Linked DNA regions of Homo sapiens: region 2 is linked to region 1. The links are chromatin contacts, found by Hi-C or POLR2A ChIA-PET in ENCODE. All regions are on one chromosome and are shown on one strand. Each heading gives the region's core, a stretch centred on a gene start or an enhancer-like site at or near the end of the contact. The rest is flanking DNA. Distances are from core to core; before and after follow the strand shown.

What was found. Hi-C counts contacts between places; a loop is a spot of excess contacts on that map. ChIA-PET counts read pairs that join two places held with the same protein, here RNA polymerase II (POLR2A).
Region 2: a loop to region 1 is called in a map of ovary, with 8 times the contacts of the local background. The contact joins the promoter of LINC00229 here to the promoter of TNFRSF13C in region 1. A Hi-C loop is called at or near these places in 1 of 168 maps with a recorded cell type or tissue (ovary). POLR2A ChIA-PET finds 5 or more read pairs at or near these places in 2 of 52 experiments (activated CD8-positive, alpha-beta memory T cell and activated T-cell).

The regions. Positions count from the first base shown.
Region 1 is chr22:41,924,740-41,929,142 of GRCh38, reverse strand. TNFRSF13C (TNF receptor superfamily member 13C) reads left to right here and starts at 2,337. Exons shown (of 3, transcript NM_052945.4): 1 at 2,337-2,505; 2 at 2,812-3,042; 3 at 3,589-4,403. The coding sequence starts at 2,370. The coding sequence ends at 3,776. It also overlaps a transcript of CENPM not described here. RefSeq lists enhancers at 1-338, 482-551, 3,109-3,608, 3,609-4,110 and a silencer at 2,277-3,016.
Region 2 is chr22:44,622,768-44,627,170 of GRCh38, reverse strand. It overlaps LINC00229 (long intergenic non-protein coding RNA 229), which reads left to right and starts at 1,752. Exons shown (of 5, transcript NR_044991.1): 1 at 1,752-1,854. LOC105373060 (a long non-coding RNA gene) reads right to left here and starts at 3,093. Exons shown (of 2, transcript XR_938301.1): 1 at 3,015-3,093; 2 at 2,379-2,618. RefSeq lists an enhancer at 2,375-2,874.

The DNA.
Region 1 (4,403 bases), core at 1,088-3,587:
CCACGCTCACCCACACCTGCCCCCACCCCCACATCACCATACACCCACGCTCACCCACACCTGCCCCCAGCCCCACTTCTCCTTTGCAGCTCCCCTCCGCCCACACCTTCCTGCCTGGGAGCTGCTGGCCCATGTACAGGGGATGGAGAGGGTGGGCCAGCGCCCACCAGTCAGGGCTGGCTGACTGGGGTTCTTTGTGAACCTTCAGGGTCTCCCAAGCTGGAAACCTGGGGGTCGGCCTTGCTCCCCTCACTCCATGGCCAGCCGCTGCATCATCCCCTGCCCTGGGCCACCTGCCCTGGACGTGGGCCACAGTGCCAGAGAGAGGGACCCTTGCAGGTACAGCTCAGAATCTCCCTCCTACCCAGACACCCCCAGGTTCTGTACTGCCCCGGGACTGGTGCCCTGCCCATCCGCAGCCCGGATGCTCCCTCCTCCCTCCCAGCATCCCCTGTGGCAGTGGCCATGCCTGCCCCCAGAGCAGCTCAGGCTCCCCTTTCATCTCTCCAAGCCTTAGCCCCTGCAGCCCTCCGCCTGGAGTGTTTGCCTCCCCCTCGCTGCTGCTCAGGGTCTCCCTCTGCCCCCAGGCTCCCTCCCCAGCCCCTGAGTTTCTCCTCTCACTGTGCTTCCCCAGCCCTGAGTGCTTAGGGGTCTGGGTGGCATGTGTGGCATTTAACCCCATGCTCTCTGCTGAGCCCTGAGCTCCCAGAGTTCCCTCCAGCCCTGGCCCTGGGGAGGGGGTAGCATGTGACCAGGAGGGCGGAGGGGCTTGTGTGTGTTTCTGAGACGCAGTCTGAGAGAGACACGGGTGACAGACAGTTGGGGACCCCAAACACTGGGGAGCAGAGATAGACAGGAGGGGCCCGCAGTGAGACACAGAGGTGAGCAGGAGAGGACACATAGCCCTGGAGAAAAGGAGCAGGTGTGGGCGGGCTTCCCTCCACTGCAGTCACAGTTCCCTCACTCATAGGCAGATCTTCCTGGGTCCTCCCTGCACAAAGCCCCAGTGGCTCCCTCGTGTCCCCCAGCCACAGTCCAAGCTCCCTAATGTGCTAGATAAGGCCCCAGTCCAGCCTTTCGGTCCCAGCACTCCCTGGACTTCCTGTTTGGGCCTCCAAGCCTTTGCTCCCCTTTGGCCTTCACCCCCATCTGCTCCCTAGACCTCAGTCCATCTGGCAAACACTTCACCATCGCCCTCTCCATGAAGCCTTCCGGCCCACCTTCCAGGATGACGTGAGCTGGTGCCCTTGCTGCGAGGCTGTCTTCCCCCATCAGCACAAGTGTGAGATTCCCTCAGGGCAGACCCACATGCTACTTGGGCCTGGTACAAGTGTCTGATGTCAGGCTGGGCACTGTGGCTTCACACCTATAATCCCAGCACTTTGGGAGGCCGAGGAGGGCGGATCACCTGAGGTCAGGAGTTCGAGACCAGCCTGGCCAAATGGTGAAACCCCACCTCTACTAAAAATACAAAAATTAGCCGGGCATGGTGGTGCATGCCTGTAATCCCAGTTACTCGGGAGGCTGAGGCAGGAGAATCGCTTGAATCTGGGAGGCAGAGGTTGCAGTGAGCCGAGATTGCACCACTGCACAGAGCCAGACTCTTTTTCAAAAAAAAAAAAAAAAAAAGCAGGTGTCTGATATCCCCAACCAGCTCTGTCCAGGAAGGGCAGGAAGAGAGGAGGAGACAGGTGGGTTGGGGGAGATGGCAGGGGAGCACTCGGGGTCATGGAGAGGCTTTGGCTAGACGGAGCAGAGGAACCACTCAGGGTCTGTGTCCTGGCTGCGGGGTCCATCCCCCTCCCTACCCAAGAGGAGGCTCTGGTCTGCCCCCAGACACCTCCCAGCACCCAGCAGAGGGCCCACCCAGGCGGTGCTGGTTGAGGGGCTGAATTGGGGAACCACAGGTAGAAAGAGAGGCCAGGCCGGGTGCGGTGGCTCACGCCTGTAATCCTAGCACTTTGGGAGGCCGAGGCAGGTGGATCACGAGGTCAGGAGTTCAAAACCAGTCTGACCAAGATGGTGAAACCCCGTCTCTACTAAAAATACAAAAATTAGCCGGGCGTGGCAGTGGGCGCCTACAATCTCAGCTACTCGGGAGGCTGAGGCAGAGAATTGTTTGAACCCGGGAGGCAGAGCTTGCAGTGAGCCGAGATAGCGCCATTGCACTCCAGCCTGGGCGACAGAGCGAGACTCCGTCTCAAAAAAAAAAAAAGAAAAGAAAGGGGGGCCCCAGGCGAGCTCGGTCCCACCCAGCAGGCGGGGGCGGGGCAGGGCAGAGTGCTCCCCCCGCCCCCCGCTTCCTCCCCGAGGGCCCCGGAGCCCAGCTCAGCCTCAGTCCCCGCAGCTTGTGCGGCGGCGTCGGCACCATGAGGCGAGGGCCCCGGAGCCTGCGGGGCAGGGACGCGCCAGCCCCCACGCCCTGCGTCCCGGCCGAGTGCTTCGACCTGCTGGTCCGCCACTGCGTGGCCTGCGGGCTCCTGCGCACGCCGCGGCCGAAACCGGGTAAGGGGGACCCACGGGGCGCGCGGCGCCGGCAGCTGCGGGGAGAACGGGGCCCCGATCGCCAGGGCGCAGGCAGAGCCCCGACCCCCGGGGGCGCCGAGGGCTGAAAGGACCCTGTGGGCAGGGCCTGGAGGGGCCCGCGATCACCGCGTGGCCCTCACCGCCGCCTCTCTCCCTCCCCTTGTCCACCGCCCCCCGGCTGTCCCTCCCCTCCCCGGCCAGCCTCGCCCCCCTCCGCCCCTCCCCGTCCCCGCTCCTCCCTCCCCTCGGCCCCCTGGCCTCCCTCCCTGTCCCCTCCCGAAGCAGCCGGGGCCAGCAGCCCTGCGCCCAGGACGGCGCTGCAGCCGCAGGAGTCGGTGGGCGCGGGGGCCGGCGAGGCGGCGCTGCCCCTGCCCGGGCTGCTCTTTGGCGCCCCCGCGCTGCTGGGCCTGGCACTGGTCCTGGCGCTGGTCCTGGTGGGTCTGGTGAGCTGGAGGCGGCGACAGCGGCGGCTTCGCGGCGCGTCCTCCGCAGAGGCCCCCGACGGAGACAAGGACGGTGAGTTCCGTGTGTAGGGGAACCAGTCTGAGCGGGGCGCAGGGGCTGGGGTGTCGGGACGGTCTAGGGGGAGATGCATGGCCCCTGAGGGGGAGAGAAGGGCTTTAAGGGGAAACGGAGACAGAGTGGAAAAGAGTTTGCGCTGAGGAGCTCAGGCTGGGGAGGGAGACATAGTCCTGCCCCTGAGACCCTGGTCGGAGCCAGGAACAGCTCTGCCCTGACAGACCCCAGTGTGAGGAAGAGACAGGTTGCAGGAAGGGGGCCCCGTCTGAGGGAGGAGTCTGTCCTGCCCTTTGGGAGTCTAACGGAGCTTGGTTCCCCCATAAATCCCTGAAGAGTTTGCCAGACTGAGCCCCAGCTCCCCAACTCCCTGCCCTGCCAGCTCCCCACTGGCCAGGCCTCTGGACTCAGGGTCAGCCAGGTGCCACCCCTCCCCACCCTGCATTGGGCTTCATTTGACGGAGGACTGCCCCTCCAGAGGAGTCTTCTAGGGGAGGGAGGGAAGGCTGTGACTGAGTACGGAGCCTCTACCCCCTCTGCCTGCAGCCCCAGAGCCCCTGGACAAGGTCATCATTCTGTCTCCGGGAATCTCTGATGCCACAGCTCCTGCCTGGCCTCCTCCTGGGGAAGACCCAGGAACCACCCCACCTGGCCACAGTGTCCCTGTGCCAGCCACAGAGCTGGGCTCCACTGAACTGGTGACCACCAAGACGGCCGGCCCTGAGCAACAATAGCAGGGAGCCGGCAGGAGGTGGCCCCTGCCCTCCCTCTGGACCCCCAGCCAGGGGCTTGGAAATCAAATTCAGCTCTTCACTCCAGCATGCACATGCCCTCTTTCTGGGACCAGGCTAACTCTGCAGAAGCACAGACACTACAGACCACAGCATTCAGCCCCCATGGAGTTTGGTGTGCTTGCCTTTGGCTTCAGACCTCACCATCTTTGACAGCCCTTGAAGGTGGTAGCCCAGCTCCTGTTCCTGTGCCTTCAAAAGGCTGGGGCACTATGAGTAAAAGACCGCTTTTAAAATGGGGAAGGCACCATTAAGCCAAAATGAATCTGAAAAAAGACCAAGTGGGAGGATGCCTAATTTGTAGTTGGGTGGTTTTTTGTGTTTGTTTGATTTTTTTTTTTTTTTTTTTTTTTTTTTTTTGAGACGAGTCTTGCTCTGTCGCCAGGCTGGAGTACAGTGGCGCGATCTCGCCTCACTGTAACCTCCGACTCCTTGGTTCAAGTGATTCTCCTGCCTCAGCCTCCCGAATAGCTGGGATTACAGGCACGCACCACCACAGCCAGCTAATTTTTGTATTTTTAGTAGAGACGGGATTTCACCATGTTGGCCAGGATGGTCTCGATCTCCTGA
Region 2 (4,403 bases), core at 503-3,002, 2.7 Mb before region 1:
TTCTCTCGCTAACTCACTGGCCAGCTGCACCTTGAAGAGGTGGGGCTGGAGGTCCATTTTCACTTCTGAAGGTCACCTGGGGGCATCTCGGAGGCAGAGCTGGGGTCTCTGCCCAGGGAGGCTCCTGTCTCTACACAGGAGGGGCTCCCCGTGGGAAAGGGGATTGGAAGCTGCGTTTGCAAAACCAGGACAGAAGAATAGGACCACCCACAAGGAAGGAAGGGCAGGAGGGAGAGGGTGGTGCCCCTTCCTCCCTGCAGCCTGCAACAGAGCCTCAAGCTTTCACAGCTTTCACCTGAGGAGGGAAGAGCTGGCTCGAGCTTGGCTTTTAGTGTGGGGTCCTCAGGGATGCGATTTGCCTTTTGAATGTCCACCTGGTGGTCGTGGGGTTCCTGCGATCCCTGCAACTCACTGGCTGTATGACCGTCTTCATTACCTTGTGCACAGGGTAAGCTGATAAGTAGTTAACTGGAGAACAGTGGTGGGGAAGGGAAGAAAGTTGGGTTGTCTGAAGCATCCAGGAAACTTGTATCTTCTGCATTGGTCCCCCATGCTTATCCTGACTGGATGTCCCCGTCTCACCCTAACCGTAAAGGTAACCCTAACCATAACCCTAACCCTAACCCTAATCCTAACCCTAACCCTAACTCTCTAACTCTCTAACTCTCTCTAACTAACAACTCTCTAACTCACTCTCTAACTTAATTAACATTATTCTTCCCAGGTGGGTGTGTGCTGCCTTCTCTTCATCAACCACTAGGTGGCAGCAGTGCCCCACAGATCCCATCAGGCCGCCTGCAGGCGGAGACTGGAGAGCCACCGTCCTTCCTGGGGTTGCCTCACACCTGGCCCCCTTCGTGGGCGCCGTCCAGGACGGTTCTGGACGATGAAAATTCCAGCTGTGGGCCCTCCTAGGGCTGGGCTGGGGAAGCCACACCTGCGCCCCTCAGTGTTCCCCAAGGATCACCATGTAGCCCATCAGCAAACCCTTCCTGCTGTGTCTGACCCCTGCCCAGGCTGTGGGAGGGAGGCCCCCAGGTGAGGGGGGATGGCAGTCAGGGAAGTTTCCCGGGAGGAAGGCCCAGCGGGGAGGCGGCCAGCCTGCCCCGGCCGGGGGTGTGTGGGGGCAGCCTGAGGAGGAGGGCTGCATCCTGGGGCTGCCCACATCCAGGACCAGCCAAATAATGAGCTGGCCCAGCCAAGGTGAACCAGAATGGGGGCTCTCCTTCACCAATGACTAAGAATCTCAAGACAGGATGGCAGAGCACTCAACCCAGCGCGGGGTCCTCTGGTCATGGGACCTGCTAGTTCCCTGCACTCCCCTTCCCAAATGTCTGGAGAAATGCTGTCCACAAAGTCTTACCCTCTGCCTGGTCAGCTCCCAGCAGCCCTGCCTGCCCTGGGATGGGCCAGCCTCATCCCCATTTTACAGAGGAGGAAACTGAGGCTCAGGGAGGGGAAGGGGCCTCCCTGGGAACCCCCATCCCTTTCATCTCCCTGGCCTTCTGCTCGTGAGCCACTGTCACTGCCATAGGAGCTGGGGGTTGGCCCTCAGAGTCCCAGGCCAGTCCCCACCCACCAGCGGTGTGTCCCTGCCCATCCGCCTCCTGATGGGGTGTGGAGAGGACCCCCTGGGATGGGTGAGTGAGGCTCCCGGCGCTCAGCGTCCAGCAAGTAATGATGATGATGAAAACAATGACGCTGTCACTTTAACAAACAGCCACTGTTGTTTCCATGACACTGGGAACCTGGACCACCTAGAACTGCCTCCTTCCAAGCGACACTGGGGCTGGCTCCCCATCTGAGCCGTCTGGAGACCCTGTGGCTGGCAGGCGACGCCGTCCCCCCGCCCAGGTGCTCCCAGCCCCCAGACCTACTGCAGCCCGGGAGGGGCTGAGGGTGCGGTTCCCGCAGGGTCCAGGGTTCTTTCTGGCTCTTGGAAGAGTGTGTGCCCTCTGATCCCCCCTAAATCCCACAGGGCCCCACCCTCTCTGGGCCTTCCCCGTGGTTTGCCAGCATGGGGGCCGGCCTGAAATGGCCCTGAGAGGCCACGAGCCCAGCTGGCCCCTCTGTGTGTGCCCAGGCCAGGCCCTTGGGCAGCAGCTCAGGGTACACTGGTGCTGCTGCCGGGCCCCTGCCTTATGACGGTGCCTTTGGGGTCAGGCAGTGGGTGTTGTTCAAGAGCAGCCTCGGGCCCTCCATGTTGCACGCTGACACGGCCTTGGCCACAGCACCCTGTCGGCCCTCATCACCCGGGCTGCCTTTGGGAGGGACAGAGTGTGGGCAGCGCTGGACCCGTGGGACCGTGTGCAGGGGAGCTGCTGCCACCCAAGGTCCCCAAGTCAGTTCTGCGGACTCACAGATGACCACAGCCTGGGGGACTTAAAACAACAGACATTTATTCGATCGCAGTTCTGGAGGCCAGAGGTCCGAAATCAGGGTGTCGGCAGAGCCAGGCTCCTCTGAGGGCTCAGGGGGATCTTTCCTGCCTCTCCCAGCTCCTGGGGGCCCCGGTTCCTTAGCTTGTGGTCCTGTCCCTCTCATTCTTCCTCCATCCTCACGTGGCCTCCCTCTGTGTCTTCTCCTCTTCTGTCTCTTACAAGGACACTGTCATGGGACTTAGGGCCCACCAGAAAAAATCCAGGATGCAATTAGATCCTGTCTCCAAATAAGGTCATTCTCACAGGTTCAGGGGATTAGGATGTGGGCAGTCCCCAGGCAGGCAGGGCAGAACCGGCTCAGACCCTGCAACCCGTCTCCCGGCCCTGTGCCCCTCTGTCCTGGGGGCCCCCCTTCTCCGTCTGTTTGTCATCCACTATCAGCATCCGGAGGGGCTCCCCACCCCCACTCTGGAGGGTCTACTGAGTGGTCTCTGGTGGCCTCCACCAGCCTGGGCCTGGTGCTGAGCTGGCAGCAGAGGCCTGCCCGGGGAACCCCGAAGGGACTGAATATCCTGAATATCACCCTCCCCTTGCTACACCCTGGTTGTCACCAAAGCTCCGCCCAAACCTCACCTCCTCCTGGACACCGTCGCAGACCACCAGGCATGCTTGGGACTCCTCTGGGCTCCCTCTCTCCAGCCCAGACCACTCCATTGTGATCTCAGACTGGGGGCTCACCCAGGGCCCCAGGGGTCTAGCGCCCTGTGCTCCATCCCATAGCCTGGGACCCCCCCAGATGGCCCAGCAGGTGGTGGGAGAGCACCCATCCCTCCCCCCAGCACACAGAGAGGGCAGGCGGGGGCCCTCTGTCCCAGGAGCTTCTCCCCCACCGCTCACTCTCTGTCTTTGCACCGTGAAGACGGCCAAGGGGTGGCGCTCGGGCTCCAGAGCCGCCGTCACTCAGCCCCGCGATGCTCTTCAGCCTGGGCCCTGGTGGCGTGGCTGCCGTCGGCTGCCACCTTACACCCAGCACCCCTACATTTGGAACCCTCTGCAGTTTCTTGAAAAGACCTCCTTCTTGCCTCTGGGCTTTGCACGTGCCGTTCCCACTTTCCTGCTGCCCAGTCCCCCGACCCCCTCCTTCCAGCCTTCTCTGTGAGGGATGGGTCAGGGTACCCTGATGCCCCCGCCGGGTAAGACTCGATTGATGACAGCACAGTCCCACCTCCATGCCCCTGCACACCCCATTTTTCTTCTTTGTGTTTCCTTCTTGTCCCCCAAATTTATTTCTATTTCCTAATCTTCCTTCCTTTCTTTCTCTTTCTTTCTTTCTTTCTTTCTTTCTTTCTTTCTTTCTTTCTTTCTTTCTTTCTTTCTTTCTTTCTTTTTTCTTCTCTCTCTCTCTCTCTATATATATATATGGTGTGTCACTCTGTCGCCTAGGCTGGAGTGCAGCCGTACAATCTCGGCTCACTGCAAATGCTGCCTCCTGGGTTCCAGTGATTCTCCCGCCTCAGTTTCCCAAGTAGCTGGGATTACAGGCACCCGCCACCATGCCTGGCTAATTTTTGTATTTTTAGTAGAGATGGGGTTTCACCATGTTCGCCAGGCTGGTCTCGAACTCCTGACCTCAGGTGATCTGCCCACCTCGGCCTCCCGAAGTGCTGGGATTACAGGCGTGAGCCACCGTGCCCGGCCTCTTTCTCATTTTTCTAATCTCAGCCAAGAAAAGACCTCCTCCCGGAAGCCTGCCCTGATTCCCTGGCTGAGCAGGCTCCCTCTTTCCTTGGAACCCCACCCTGTGGAAGCTGCCCCTTTCTCATGAAGTGGGGCCCTCCGGCCTAAAGTTGGGGTCATGGATGTGCCGGCCAAAGGTCTCCTGGTCCAGATGCCTTCGAGCCCCCACTTTCCCGAGGCCAGGCATGGAGTCTCAGATCTCAGGAGCCCAGTGCCCACCTGGGTGTTGAGCGGGAGTTCAGGGGACACTCAGTGAGTCACCGCCAGACACCAGGCAGCGACGGC